2 separate regions of the Homo sapiens genome follow, and region 1 is linked to region 2. The links are chromatin contacts, found by Hi-C or POLR2A ChIA-PET in ENCODE. All regions are on one chromosome and are shown on one strand. Each heading gives the region's core, a stretch centred on a gene start or an enhancer-like site at or near the end of the contact. The rest is flanking DNA. Distances are from core to core; before and after follow the strand shown. Region 1 holds the start of MED18 (mediator complex subunit 18). Region 2 has its middle 15 kb from the start of MDS2.

Region 1 (6,639 bases), core at 2,340-4,839, 4.7 Mb after region 2:
TTGGCCAACATGGTGAATCCCATCTCTACTAAAACTACAAAAATTAGCCAGGCGTGGTGGCTCACGCCTGTAATCCCAGCTACTCAGGAGGCTGAGGCACAAGAATCACTTGAAACTAGGAGGCGAAGGTTGCAGTGAGCCAAGATGGCGCCACTGCATTCCAGCCTGGGTGACAGAGTGAGACTGTTTAAAATATATATATATATATATATTTATGTGTAGATATACATTTTTATATATGTATATATATGTGTATATATGTGTATATATGTGTGTGTATATATATATATGTGTGTGTGTATATGTGTATATATATATGATTCCTCACTTCAAGATGTTTACAATCTATCCAGGGAGATAAGCCATGCACAAAATACATTCACAGATCCAGTGACTCCCCCGAAAAATGAAAAAAATAATTTTGAAAAAATGAATTTAAAAAAGAGTGAAAACAATAAAATAGAATGCACCTGTAATCCAGCTACTTGGGAGGCTGAGGCAGGAGAATAGCTTGAACCCAGGAGGCGGAGGTTGCAGTGAGCCAAGATCGCGCCACTGTACTCCAGCCTGGGCAACAGAGCAAGACTCTGCCTCAAAAAAAAAAAAAAAAAAAGGCCGGGCGCGGTGGCTCATGCCTGTAATCCCAGCACTTTCGGAGGCCGAGGCGGGTGGATCACGAGGTCAGGAGATCGAGACCATCCTGGCTAACACGGTGAAACCCCATCTCTACTTAAAATACAAAAAATTAGCTGGGCGTAGTGGCAGGCGCCTGTAGTCCCAGCTACTCAGGAGGCTAAGGCAGGAGAATGGCGTGAACCCGGAAAGTGGAGTGAGCCGAGATTGCGCCACTGCACTCTAGCCCGGGCGACACAGCGAGACTCCATCTCAAAAAAAAAAAAAAAAAAAGCTAATAACTACTGCTTATTAAATGCCTACACGCCAGGCATGATGGCTCATGCCTGTAATCCCAGCACTTTACGAGGTCAAGATGGGAGGATGGCTTGAGGCCAGGAGTTTGAGACCAGCCTGGGTCTCACATAGTGAGACTCCGTCTCTAAAAAAATTAATAAAATTAAATAAAAATAAAAGAAAATAAAAATATTAAGTGCTTACAATAAGCCAAGCACTATGTTAAATGCTTTATAACCATCTCATTTGATTTTGGCAAACTCCTTTGAAAGTACTATTATTATCTCTATTTTACAAAAAAAGGAAGCTGAGGCTCAGGGAGGGGAAGTGAATGCCCATGGTTGCACAGCTGGGTAGTGGCAAAGTACAGGGGTGGGCCCCATCCTAAGCTCTAGGCATCATATCCTTATCAGAGAAACCCATCCCTGTAATCTCCAGGCCTCCTTCAGGTATTATCATATTGTTTACCCATTTTCTGTCTATCTCCCCTACCTTTTTAAAAAAATTTACCCTTCTTTAAAATACCAGCTAAAATCTGGGTAAACCCTATGGTGCCTCAAATGACCTGTAATTCACTGGACTTTCTATGCTGCAATTAGTGTCTGTATAGGAAAAGAGAGGCCAAAGAAGTTCACAGCCTCCTCTAATCATTACAGCACTTGAGAGCTGGTCACTCTGCCCAATCTTGTGAATCACCAGGTTGATCAGGAGGCACATCCTAAACCCTAGGGCATACGCAATCCTTGTCAATCTTCTTTTCCTACTTAGTACACTCTTTCACGATGATCTCATTCAATGTCATGGCTTTTAGCTACCATCTATGAGGCTATGGTTTTGAAATCTCTATCTGTAGCCCATTTCTCTCCCCTGAACTTTGCCATTTGGGTGTCCCACAGACACCTGATGCTCAGTGGGTCTACATATGAACTCATCTTTCCTGTCTCACCCACACTGCTCTGTGTTTCCTAGCTTAGAGAAAAAAAGTGCTACGATAGCCACCCAAGACATCTGTGACTCCTTCATCTCTGTCTTTACCTCTGGTTAGTCATTAAAGAATTATTTTCCATATATATATAGAGGACAGAGTCTTGCTCTGTAGCCCAGGCTGGAGAGCAGTGGTGCAATTTCAGCTCACTACAACCTCTGCCTCCTGGGTTCAAGCAATTTTGGTCTCTTGACCACCTGAGCCACCTGAGTAGCTGGGACTACAGGCGTGTGCCACCACACCCGGCTAATTTCCTCTTTTTACTTTTTTTTTTGAGCCGGAGTCTTGCTCTGTCGCCCAGGCTAAAGTGCAGTGGTGCGATCTCGGCTCACTGCCAGCTCTGTCTCCCAGGTTCACACCATTCTCCTGACTCAGCCTCCCAAGTAGCTGGGACTACAGGCGCCCGCCACTACGCCCAGCTAATTTTCTGTATTTTTAGTAGAGACAGGGTTTCACCGTTAGCCAGGATGGTCTCGATCTCCTGACCTCGTGATCCACCCCCCTCGGCCTCCCAAAGTGCTGGGATTACAGGCGTGAGCCACCGCGCCTGTCCTCTTTTTACATTTTTAAAATCTTTTTCTGACATTTGTTTCTCAGCTGGAGTTGTACCAAAGCGCCTAACTGGTCGTTTTTCTTTAATTTTTTTCCAGACAGGATCTCCCTCTGTTGCACAGGCTGGAGTGCAGTGGCGCTATCTCAGCTCACTGCAACCTCTGCCTCCTGGACTCAAGCAATCCTCCCACCTCAGCCTCCCAAGTAGCTGGGACTGCAGGTGCGAGCCACTACGTTCAGCTAATTTTTTGTATTTTTTGTAGACACAGGGTTTCACCATGTTGTTCAGGCTGGTCTTGAATTCCTGAACTCAAGCCATCTGCCCGCCTTGGCCTCCCAAAGTGCTGGGATTACAGGCCTGAGCCACCGTGTCCGGCCTGGTCTTTTTTCTCTAGGCTCTCTCCTTTCCCAAACTTTTCTCCATGTTGTAGCCAGGGTTCTTTTAAAGCTCACATGTATTCTTTGGTATGGCACTGCAGAGTACTCCTGGATCTGGACCTACTCCTTTTCCAGACTCTTTTTTTTTTTTGAGACAGAGTCTCTCTCTGTAGCCCAGGCTACAATGCAGTGGCGCGATCTCGGTTCGCTGCAACTTCCGCCTCCCGCGTTCAAGCGATTCTCCCACCTCAGCCTCCCTAGTAGCTGGGATTACAGGCGCGCGTCACCATGCCCGGCTAATTTTTGTATTTTTAATGGAGACGGAGTTTTACCATCTTGGCCAGGCTGGTCTCGAACTCCTGACCTCAAGTGATCCGCCTGCCTCGGCCTCCCAAAGTGCTGGGGTTACAGGCGTGAGCCACCGCGCCCAACCCCTCAGTTCTTTTTTCTTTTGAAACCCACTATAATCTCTGTAAGTCCTATCAGTTCCAAGAGACTTTCTACACAAATACATCTCCAGGTTGTCAAACCTAAAAAGATTTTCCTAGAGCATGGCCTATGACGTCAAGGATCCAGGTAGCGCCCGGAGGAAAGCGCCAAAGGAGGCCGCCATCTTTCATACAGCAGCCCGGAATTTTGCGCATGCGCCTCTGATTGTCTGTCCGCAATGAAGCTCTTCGGCCTTCTCGGCACCCATACGTTTGGGAACGGCAGTTTCGAGGTTTGTGAGACGTCGGCTTCCGACCGGAAGTGAGAAGAGGAGGAAGTTGGCTGGTTGCACCGATCTGGGGGCTTCCCGGGCTCGGGTAACCGGAGTGCTGGTATCTAATCGTCGCTCAAAAGCTCCTAGGTGCGCGGGTGGATATAATTCCCGGCTTCTCGAGAAGACACTACAGCCTCAAGGAGGTGTGCTTCTAGTGTTTAATTGGATACGTGTTATGGATGCCGGCTTAGAAGGACCTATATACCATCATCTTAAAATAACTTCCCCTTGGCTCTCTCTCTCTTTTTTTTTTTTTTTTTTTTTTTGAGACGGAGTTTCGCTCTTGTTGCCCAGGCTGGAGTGCAATGGCGCGATCTCGGCTCACCGCAACCTCGCCTTCCGGGTTCAAGCGATTCTCCTGCCTCAGCCTCCTGAGGAGCTGGGATTACAGGCGCTCGCCACCAGGCCTGGCTAATTTTTTGTATTTTTAGTAGAGTCGGGGTTTCTTCATGTTGGTCAGGCTGGTCTCGAACTCCCAACCTCCAGTTGATCCGCCGGCCTCGGCCTCCCAAAGTACTGAGATTACAGGCGTGAGCCACCGCGCCCGGCCTTGGCTCTCTTTAAAAGGCATTTTTAGGCTAGCCGCAGTGTGGTCTCCCGCCTGTAGTAGTCCCAGCTACTCGGCTTGAGCCCAGGAGTTCGAGGTTATAGTGAGCTAGGAACTCCCCACTGCACTGCAGCCTGGGCTACAGAGCGAGATCCTGTCACCAAAAAAGAAAAGCGTACGGGGGAAGGCATTTTCAGAGAGATAGAACGCCTAGATGTTAGTTTGGTCCAAACTCTGCTACCAACTTGCTGTGTGTATCCTTCTGTCCCTCTCCAAGTCTCAATATCCTCATCTATAAAACGAAGGTCCCTTAAGTCACTTTTTCAGTTCTTCTGAATTTTGTTGCCTCTTTATTATCTCGTTTGAGCCACATAGCCTTGGGAGTTAAAAATCACTGGCCTTTGGCCGGGCACGGTGGCTCACACCTGTAATGCCAGCACTTTGGGAGGCCGGATCACCTGAGTATCACCTGAGGCCAGGAGTTCGAGGCCAACCTGGCCAACATGACGAAACCCCGTCTCTACTAAAAATACAAAAAAAATTAGCTGGGCTTGGTTGCGGGCGCCTGTAATCCCAGCTACTCGGGAGGCTGAGACAGGAGAATCGCTTGAACCTGGGAGGCAGAGGCTGCAGTGAACAGAGATTGCGCCATTGCACTCCAGCCTGGGCGACAAGAGTGAAACTCCGTCTCAAAAAAAAAAAAAAAAAAAAATCACTGGCCTCATTTTATAAGGAAGACATTGAGTCCCAGGGTGAGGGGTTATAGATAGGACTTTCTCAAGATTGCACAGGTAATGTGGAGGTTTCAGAACTTGAGACTAGAAGGTAATGCTGTAACTCCATGACCAGATCTCCTTTCTATATTTCTGTGTCATCAGTTCCTGGAACTGGCCATATAAGGAAATACTCAAACGTTTTTGAATGAATGAATCTTTGATTTGAAGGCCAGTGCCACAACAGATCTGGTCTCTCTCCACCACTTTGATGTATAAACAAGTGAACTCTTTTCCAGGTATATCCCGTGCCTTACCTGACTGGGGGCTCTGAGTCCAGTTGTGTTGTCTTCAACTTAGACACCATGGAGGCACCTCCAGTCACCATGATGCCTGTCACTGGGGGCACCATTAACATGATGGAGTACCTGTTGCAGGGTAAGTGAACTAGGGAACTTGGATTACCTGTTTTCCTCTTCTCTGTTCAGCTTCCCTTAAGATGAGAGACTTAACACAAAAGCAGCCTGCACAGTTTCTGGCACCCAGCTATGTTTTTAACTGTTACTTTAAATTATAGTTTTATATGCACTAAACATACTAAATTTGCCATCTTGGCTGGGCATGGTGGCTCACGCGTATAATCCCAGCACTTTGGGAGGCCGAGGTGGGCGGATCACGAGGTCAGGAGATGGAGACCATCCTGGCTAACACAGTGAAACCCTGTCTCTACTAAAAATACAAAAGAAATTAGCCCGGCGTGGTGGCGGGCACCTGTAGTCCCAGCTACTCAGGAGGCTGAGGCAGGAGAATGGTGTGAACCTGGGAGGCAGAGGTTGCAGTGAGCCGAGATCGCGCCACTGCACTCCAGCCTGGGCGACAGAGTGAGACTCTGTCTCAAAAAAAAAAAAAAATTGCCATCTTAACATATTTAAGTGTACAGTTCTGTATTGTTAAGTATATTAACATTGTTAAACAACAGATCTTTAGAACTTTGGTTTATTGTGAGTAGCTTGAAAAAATACTTAGTACAACTTTTTATTTCTTTGAGACAGAGTCTCAATCTGTCACCCAGGCTGGAACGCAGTGGCACAATAACAGCTCACTGCAACCTCTATCTACTTCCCGGGTTCGAGGGATTCTTGTGTCTCAGCCCCCCTAAATAGCTGGGATTGCAGGCGTGCATCACCACGCCCAGCTAATTTTTGTATTTTTAGTAGAGAGTTGTGGTTTCATCACGTTGGCCAAACTGATCTTGAACTCTTGCCCTCAAGTGATATACTTGCCTTGGCCTCCCAAAGTGCTAGGATTACAGGTATGAGCTGCCGCGCCTGGCCTAAAATACTTAAGTTTTTCATCCTATAAAACTGCAACTCTATACCCATTAAACACTAATTACCACTCCCCTCTATGCCAAACCCTTAGCAACTATCTTTCTAGGTCCTGTTTCTCTGATTTTTTTTTTTTAAGATGGATTCTCACTCCGTTGCCCAGGCTGGAGCACAGTGGTGCAATCTTGGCTTACTGCAGCCTCTGCCTCCCAGATTCAAGCGATTCTTCTGTCTCAGCCTCCTGAGTAGCGGGATTACAGGTGTGCACCACCATGGCCAGCTAATTTTTGTATTTTTAATAGAGACAGGGTTTTTCCATGTTGGCCGGGCTGGTCTTGAACTCCTGACCTCAGGTGATCCACCTGCCTCAGCCTCCCAGAGAGCTGGGATTACAGGCGTGAGCCACCGCGCCCAGCCAGATTTTGTAAACAAGTATCTGAATATGTTCCTAACATTTGAGCCAT
Region 2 (6,678 bases), core at 3,335-5,834:
AGGGAATTGCTGACCATGACACTGGCAAAGATGCCAAGATGACCCACTGGCCACTTTTCCTGCCTCGTCTACTTTCCCTTCCTCTCCCCACCATCCAGTACAGCCTGTACCTTCACCCATGAACAACCCTCTCATCTGCTAAAAGAGAATTTTACAACTGACCTTGAGTCGCCAGTTATCTTCTGCAACCTACTCCATGCCACCTCAGAGACCCAAGAAGAATAGGGGTCAGAACCCAATTTAAGCCTGGGCATAGTGGCTCACGCCTACAATCCCAACACTTTGGGAGGCCGAGGAGGGCAGATCACCTGAGGTCAGGAGTTCGAGACCAGCCTGGCCAATATGGTGAAACCCCGTCTCTACTAAAAATACAAAAATTAACCGGGTGTGGTGGCAGGCGCCTGTAGTTCCAGCTACTTGGGAGGCTGAGGCAGGAGAATCGCTTGAACCTGGGAGGTGGAGGTTGCGGTGAGCTGAGTCGTGCCACTGCACTCCAGCCTGGGCGACAGAGCGAGACTCTGTCTCAAAATAAATAAATAAAAATAAAAATGGAACCCAGTTTGGAGGGTTGCTGCCTTTCCCTCAGTCTGTCCCCTAGAGTCGGTTGATAGCAGGAACACTATGGGACTTGGGGGCAGAAGACTTCAGTTTAAGTTTTGACTTTTCAGCCCTTGTCAACTGCTTCCTTCTGGGAGGAGGGGCCCAGAGGTGGACAGAGCAGCAAGGAGAGACAGGCTTTGGAATGACACAACAGCAGGTTCGAATCCTGCTCTGCCAGGGAGTTACTGTGACCTCAGGCAAGTGATTAACTCTTCTGAGTCTCTGCTTCCTCATCCGTAAAATGGGAGAATACCATCACCTCCCACCTCCCAGATGCTGCTCAACCTCTAGCCATGTGTGATGATGGAAATGCCTAATTCTGCCCAAGAAAGTCACAGAAAGCTTCCTGGACATTTTTCTATGTCTTTTAAAATCTCAAGAATTTTTATATCTATTATAATGGATAATATTTCATATTGATAATATTTTGAGACATTGGATTAAATATGTTACTAAAATAGAATTTAAAAAAAGATGCTGCTCAAAAATCCTTCTGCTATGCAGCCATCCCAGCCTCTCCCAGAGTTTGGTGGCTTCTCTCCTGCCTTGTCACAGGGTTTGCATGTGTCTCTATTATAGCTTTTATTTTTTTATAGCTCTGTCACCCAGGCTGGAATGTAGTGGCGTGATCTCGGCTTACTGCAACCTCCGCTCTCGGTTCAAGCGATTCTCATGCCTCAGCCTCCTGGGTAGCTGGGATTACAGGCACATGCCACCATGCCCAACTAATTTTTGTGTTTTTTGGTGGAGATGGGGTTTCACCATGTTGGCCAGGCTGGTTCAAGACCTCAAGCAATCCACCCATCTCAGCCTCCCAAAGTGCTGGGATTACAGGCATGAGCCACCACACCCGGCCTGTTACAGCTTTTAGAAGTTATATTGTAGTTGTCTGTTTAGGGTCTGTCTCTCTGACTAGCCCAGGAGCTCCTTGAGGGCAGGAACTATATCTTGGTCATCTCTACTCCTAATTCCTTGCATACAGCCTGGCACACAGCAGATGCTCAGCAGTAATTAATAAAGTGGATGACTACATGTATGTGAAAGCAGTGTGAATTGCAGTGAGAATTTTATTATTCTTCCATACCTGGAGTTCTAGGTGAAAACAACAGGATACATGCCACATAAACCCTGATCAAGGCTCTGGCAGGGAACAGATGGTATAACCAAATGGGTAATTTGTAAAAAGTTTAATGAAGGGACTACTAACAAAGGTGTGGACAAGGTTTAGGAAAACCAGGGGGAATGGTGCAGTACCCCAGGGCTGGCAGGCAATATGAGGAGCTGTTACCACCTGTGGCCTGAAGGGTGGGGAGGGAGAGGTCACCTGGACCCATGGCCAGAGATGTATGCACAGGGCTGCCTGATAGGAGCTGTAGGCTTCGGGTGAGGGACACAGCCAAGGTGGCAACCCTGTAGGAAGGGGCTGGGGAATAAATACCAGTCCCCACTTGCCACCTGTCCTCTGTCCTCTTGCCTCACCCAGCCAGAAGCCAGAGGGCAATGGGGGCCATTGATGTCACCCACAAAGGTCACCTAATCAAGGTACAGAACAGGTTGAGGAAGGGCAGAGGAGAGTTCTAGAGGGGCAAACAGAGAGATCCAGCATGAGAAAGAACATAATACCCTCAGGATCTTTAAAGGACTTCTGGATATGCTTATAAAATACAATAAATGCTGGGTGCAGTGGCTCATGCCTGTAATCCAAGCACTTTGGGAGGCCAAGGCGGGTGGATCACGAGGTCAGGAGATCGAGACCATCCTGGCTAACACGGTGAAACCCCATCTCTACTAAAAATACAAAAAATTACACAGGTGTGGTGGCACACACCTGTAATCCCAGCTACTCGGGAGGCTGAGGTAGGAGAATTGCTTGAACCTGGGAGGTGGAGGTTGCAGTGAGCCAAGATCGCACCACTGCAAATCCAGCCTGGGCAACAGAGTGAGACTCCATTTCCAAAAAAAAAAAAAATTAGCTGGCTGTGGTGACACACACCTGTAATCCCAGCTACTCAGGAGGCTGAGGCAGGAGAATTGCTTGAACCCAGGAGGCAGAGGTTGCAGTGAGCTGAGATGGCATCATTGCACTCCAGCCTGGGAGACAGAGTGAGACTCCATTTCAAAAACCAAAAAAAAAAATACAATAAATGGCCATACACAACAATAATCATTAGCACTTAAGCACCTACTGTGTGTCAGGTGCTGTGCTAATCCATTTTCCAGTTGTGGAAACTGAGTCTCAGAGAGGCTAAGCAACCTGCCCAAGGTCACACAACAGGAAGTAGCATAGCCAGGACTGGAACACAAGTGGGCCTCAAAGTGCAGGTTCTCATCACCTGGTAGCAACTACCTATTGCTAGGCACTATTTCCAATCCAACAAAGCTCTACAAGGTCAGTGTTTTTTTCCAGAAACTTAGAGAGGTCAGATGATTTCTCCAGGGCCACACAGCTCATAGGGGGTGGGGGTAGGGGCAGGGAAGCAGGGTTGGAGAGTTTGCCATTAGTTGGAGCAGGTGACTGGCAGATTGCACGGTGGCAGCCTCAGGGATTTTTTTAGCCCCAACGGGTGGAGCCACCTCTCACCAGGTGCCTCCCGGAGTCACTCCCCAGCTGCAACCACAGGATTTAGACTTTCAAAGCTGGGCAGGGCCCTCAGCATCCTCTAGGCTGCCTCTTGCCTGTGACTTTAAAACTAATAATAATGATCGCAGTCAGCCATGGCTTCCTGAACCCCTGGTGTACTCATTCATTGTCTTTCTCTACATTGTCGCTAATCTGACCACAACTCTCCTTTAGGATTGTACAACATCTACAGGCAGGTATCATGGGCTGCTCATTTTGTAGAAGAAGTCTGAGGCTTAGAAGGCAAATGACTTGTCCACGATCGCGAGGCAAGTCAGACCCTTCAGAGCCAGACCCTGACCCCAGGGCAGTGTATGCAGCTTAGAGCACCGATCCTGGACCTGGAAAGGCTGCATCCACATCCCCAATTGCACCTACCAGCTGTGCTGACCTTGGACAAGTCATTTCTCTGCATCTTAGTTTCCTCATCTATGAAATAGGAACAGCAATAGCATCTGCTTCATCTGGTTGTGGTAAGGATGAAATGAATGATAATACATAAAGCACTCAGAGCAGTTATTAGAAACACACCAAGGGCTTTATAAGCATTGTATCCTGGAGTCCACTGAGCTTTCCAACCTTGTCTGAGGAGGCTCTTAAAATTGCTTCTGTGTGACCCTGGCTTTCATAGTAATCAACTGAATGGTTCCCACCAGGGCCATGCACTATGCTTCACAGGCCATGCTTGCCCCATTCAGCCCTCACCATCACCCTGTCCCCATTTTGCAGACAAGGAAACTGAGGCCCAGAGAGGAGTTATGACCTGCTCAGGCCTCCACATCTCAGAAACTGCAGAGCCAGGGGGACTTCTCCCAAGTCGAAGCTGGTAGTCCCCCCCTCCCAACCGCAGGAAACCCAGATTGTTATGATTACTGGTATTGTTGTCCAAAACAATACTGGAGACGATGACAATACAACAATCATGGAGGGTGCTTATTTCCACTGGCTCAACAATTATCCCAACGCCCATATGGAGGGGGCCTGGGGCTTCAAGAAGAGGCTTCTCGAGGCAGGATGAACAAACAAGCAGTGAAAAGCCTGCAGCTGGGCCCCAGGTGCTGGAAGAGAGAGTGGGGCAGGAAGCGGGCAGGCCATTTCTTTCCTCTTCTTTCTTATTTGTTTGAGAAGCAACTTTACTTTCTAAATCGGTCATTGTCACCCGTTAGCCCCCGCCCCACCTGGGCCAGGGCCTCTGGTGACGGGAGCTCAGGAGGAAGCTCTAGGGGGCAGGAGGGATGAGGGTGCGAGGTGGGGCAGGGCCTGGGCCCAGCTGGACATGGGGGCTTCTTTCCTGCAGGGGCCTCATAGGCCACCTTCAGGTGACCTGGGCCTGGCAGACAGTACCTGCTGGAGGTGTGACCTGAGTCCTCCAGGTTCAGCTGCCAGTGGGGAGGGGAGGGAACCCTCATCAACAGGGAAGTAGCTGGCACGGTGGTCAGGGGCCTGGCTCTGGAGTCAGACCCATTTGGCTTCCACAGTCTGTCACCTCGGGCAAGTTACTTCACCTCTCTGAAAATGGGATGGTTTGTTGTGAAGATTAAAAATAATGAAACCACATGACACATGGAAAGCATTTAACACGTTTACTAGCACTTAAGCACATTTACCACTGGAGATTTACTTAAGAAGCCAATAGGTATTGGGCATTTACTATGCACCAGGCACTTTTAAAGCATTCTACACGTATTAATTCATTTATTTGGCACAATTAACATTCTTCCCACTTAACAGATGAGAAAACTGAGGCACACAGAGAGGTAGAGTTCCTCACACAGGGGCAGATCCAGGCTTGGCAGGATGTCAGTAAAGGTTATACAATACTGAGGGCGGGGGGGTCTCTTTAAATAATGAAGTACAAGGCCATGCCAATGAGGGACCCAGGACTTAAACCTCACCATCCTCACCTTAAATCTCCCTCTAAGCTCTGCCGCCCTGCTAGGAAGTGGTAGCAGAGGCCAGGTGGCTAGCTCCAGAACCCGTAAGAGTTATAAGCACTATTGAGAGTACACGAGACAGTCACTGCAGAATGCCACACAAATAAGAGGCAGCACTTCCATTGCATGTACCATGGGCTACACACTCATTTAACCCTTCCAGGAACCTAATGAGGGTGGCATATTATTACCACGCCCATTTTACAGATAAGGAAGTCAAGGCTCAGAGCGGACCAATGGTTTGCCTGAACGCACAGTGCTAAGGAGTGGTAGACCAGGATTCCAGCCCAGGCAGCCTGATCTCAGGGGCCACCTGTTTAGCCACTACAATAACTGTCACCTCGCTCATGACTGGGGCTCAGCACCTTCCTCTCACCTCCCCTTGCAGGCTCTCCCATCTGTTCCCTGACAGCAGCTTGGGGTGTGGACAAGACACCCCTGCTTTGGAGTCAGAGATGCCTGGATACTAATCCTCACCCTGTTGCTTGCTCGCTGTGTGTCCCTGAGACAGTCTTTTCCCATCTCTGAGCCTTAATTTTCTCATCTGTAAAATAGGAATTGTGCAATTTATAGGGTGGTCATGAAATGCAGATACATCAATTATTATTTTATGTGTTTTGTAACATACTATCAATAAGCCATGTATTTAAGTAAGTAAGTTGCCTTTGGATACCACTTCATAGGGTGGCTTGGAGAGTCAGAGTAAGGCGAAGAGTCTGGCCCATATTAAATGCTCAGGACCGGTAGAGATCACCATGCTGGGGACAAGGGGACAAGTCATTTGTGAGGAGTCAGGGGAATGGAGAAATGGACAAAACCAGATGTTGGGATGCCTGCATTCTGGAGGGATTTCTACCACCAGCTTGTGGTGTGACCTTGGACAAGTCACTCCCTCCTTTCTGAACTCAGTTTCTCCATTTGCAAGTTGTAGGCATCGCTCCTCACTAATGCATGAATGAAACTGTCTCTAAGGTCCTTAAGAGACTGAATTTCTGGGTAGGAGCACAGGAGCATCTTCTGGGTCTCTCTGAGGGCTGCTCCCATGAAGTCTCCCCCCTACTCTTGGGGTGCTTTTCATGGCTCCCACTCTTGAGACAAACAGGAGGGTTTGCAGGGAACTCATACATCTCATCTGCTCCAGCAGAACCACAGTGCATGGCTCAGCTCGTGGGCTCTGCAACTGGATAGCCTTGATCTAATCTGTTTCTCACCTGTAAAATGGAGATGAAGATAATATAATAGATGTCCTTATCCTGAGTTCATAGAGGAGGAGACGGAGGTTCCAGGAGGCACAGGACTTGCTGGAGGTCATGGCTCTCACCTTGCCCTTGTCCTACTGCCTCTGGCCCACCCTTCTACAGATATGGGCTTTCCCTATGGGAATCCCAGCTTCCTCTCCCCATCCTAGAGGATTGGGTCACATTGTCTTTTGCCCTCTGCCTGACATCCTGTCTCTCCTCTCTCCCCATCTGGCAAACTCATCCAGTGGAGGTGGGCCAGCCCTGGTGTCCCCACTTACGAGCA

What was found. A loop is a pair of places that touch in the nucleus more often than their neighbours do. ChIA-PET counts read pairs that join two places held with the same protein, here RNA polymerase II (POLR2A). Pooled maps may share reads with other maps.
Region 1: a pooled map shows a loop between it and region 2 (4-fold over the local background). The contact joins the promoter of MED18 here to the enhancer-like site in region 2. A Hi-C loop is called at or near these places in 1 of 50 pooled maps. POLR2A ChIA-PET finds 5 or more read pairs at or near these places in 2 of 52 experiments (AG04449 and activated CD4-positive, alpha-beta T cell).

Annotation. Positions count from the first base shown.
Region 1 is chr1:28,325,451-28,332,089 of GRCh38, forward strand. It overlaps MED18 (mediator complex subunit 18), which reads left to right and starts at 3,590. Exons shown (of 3, transcript NM_017638.3): 1 at 3,590-3,730; 2 at 5,147-5,285. The coding sequence starts at 5,213. RefSeq lists enhancers at 3,624-4,131, 4,132-4,639.
Region 2 is chr1:23,608,972-23,615,649 of GRCh38, forward strand. No RefSeq gene overlaps it. Among named protein-coding and RNA genes, the nearest start is that of MDS2, 15 kb to the right of the region's middle. RefSeq lists an enhancer at 3,849-3,898. Within about 2 kb of position 4,585, at least 7 of the 41 ENCODE cell types and tissues checked have a DNase peak (open chromatin) inside an H3K27ac peak, as active enhancers do.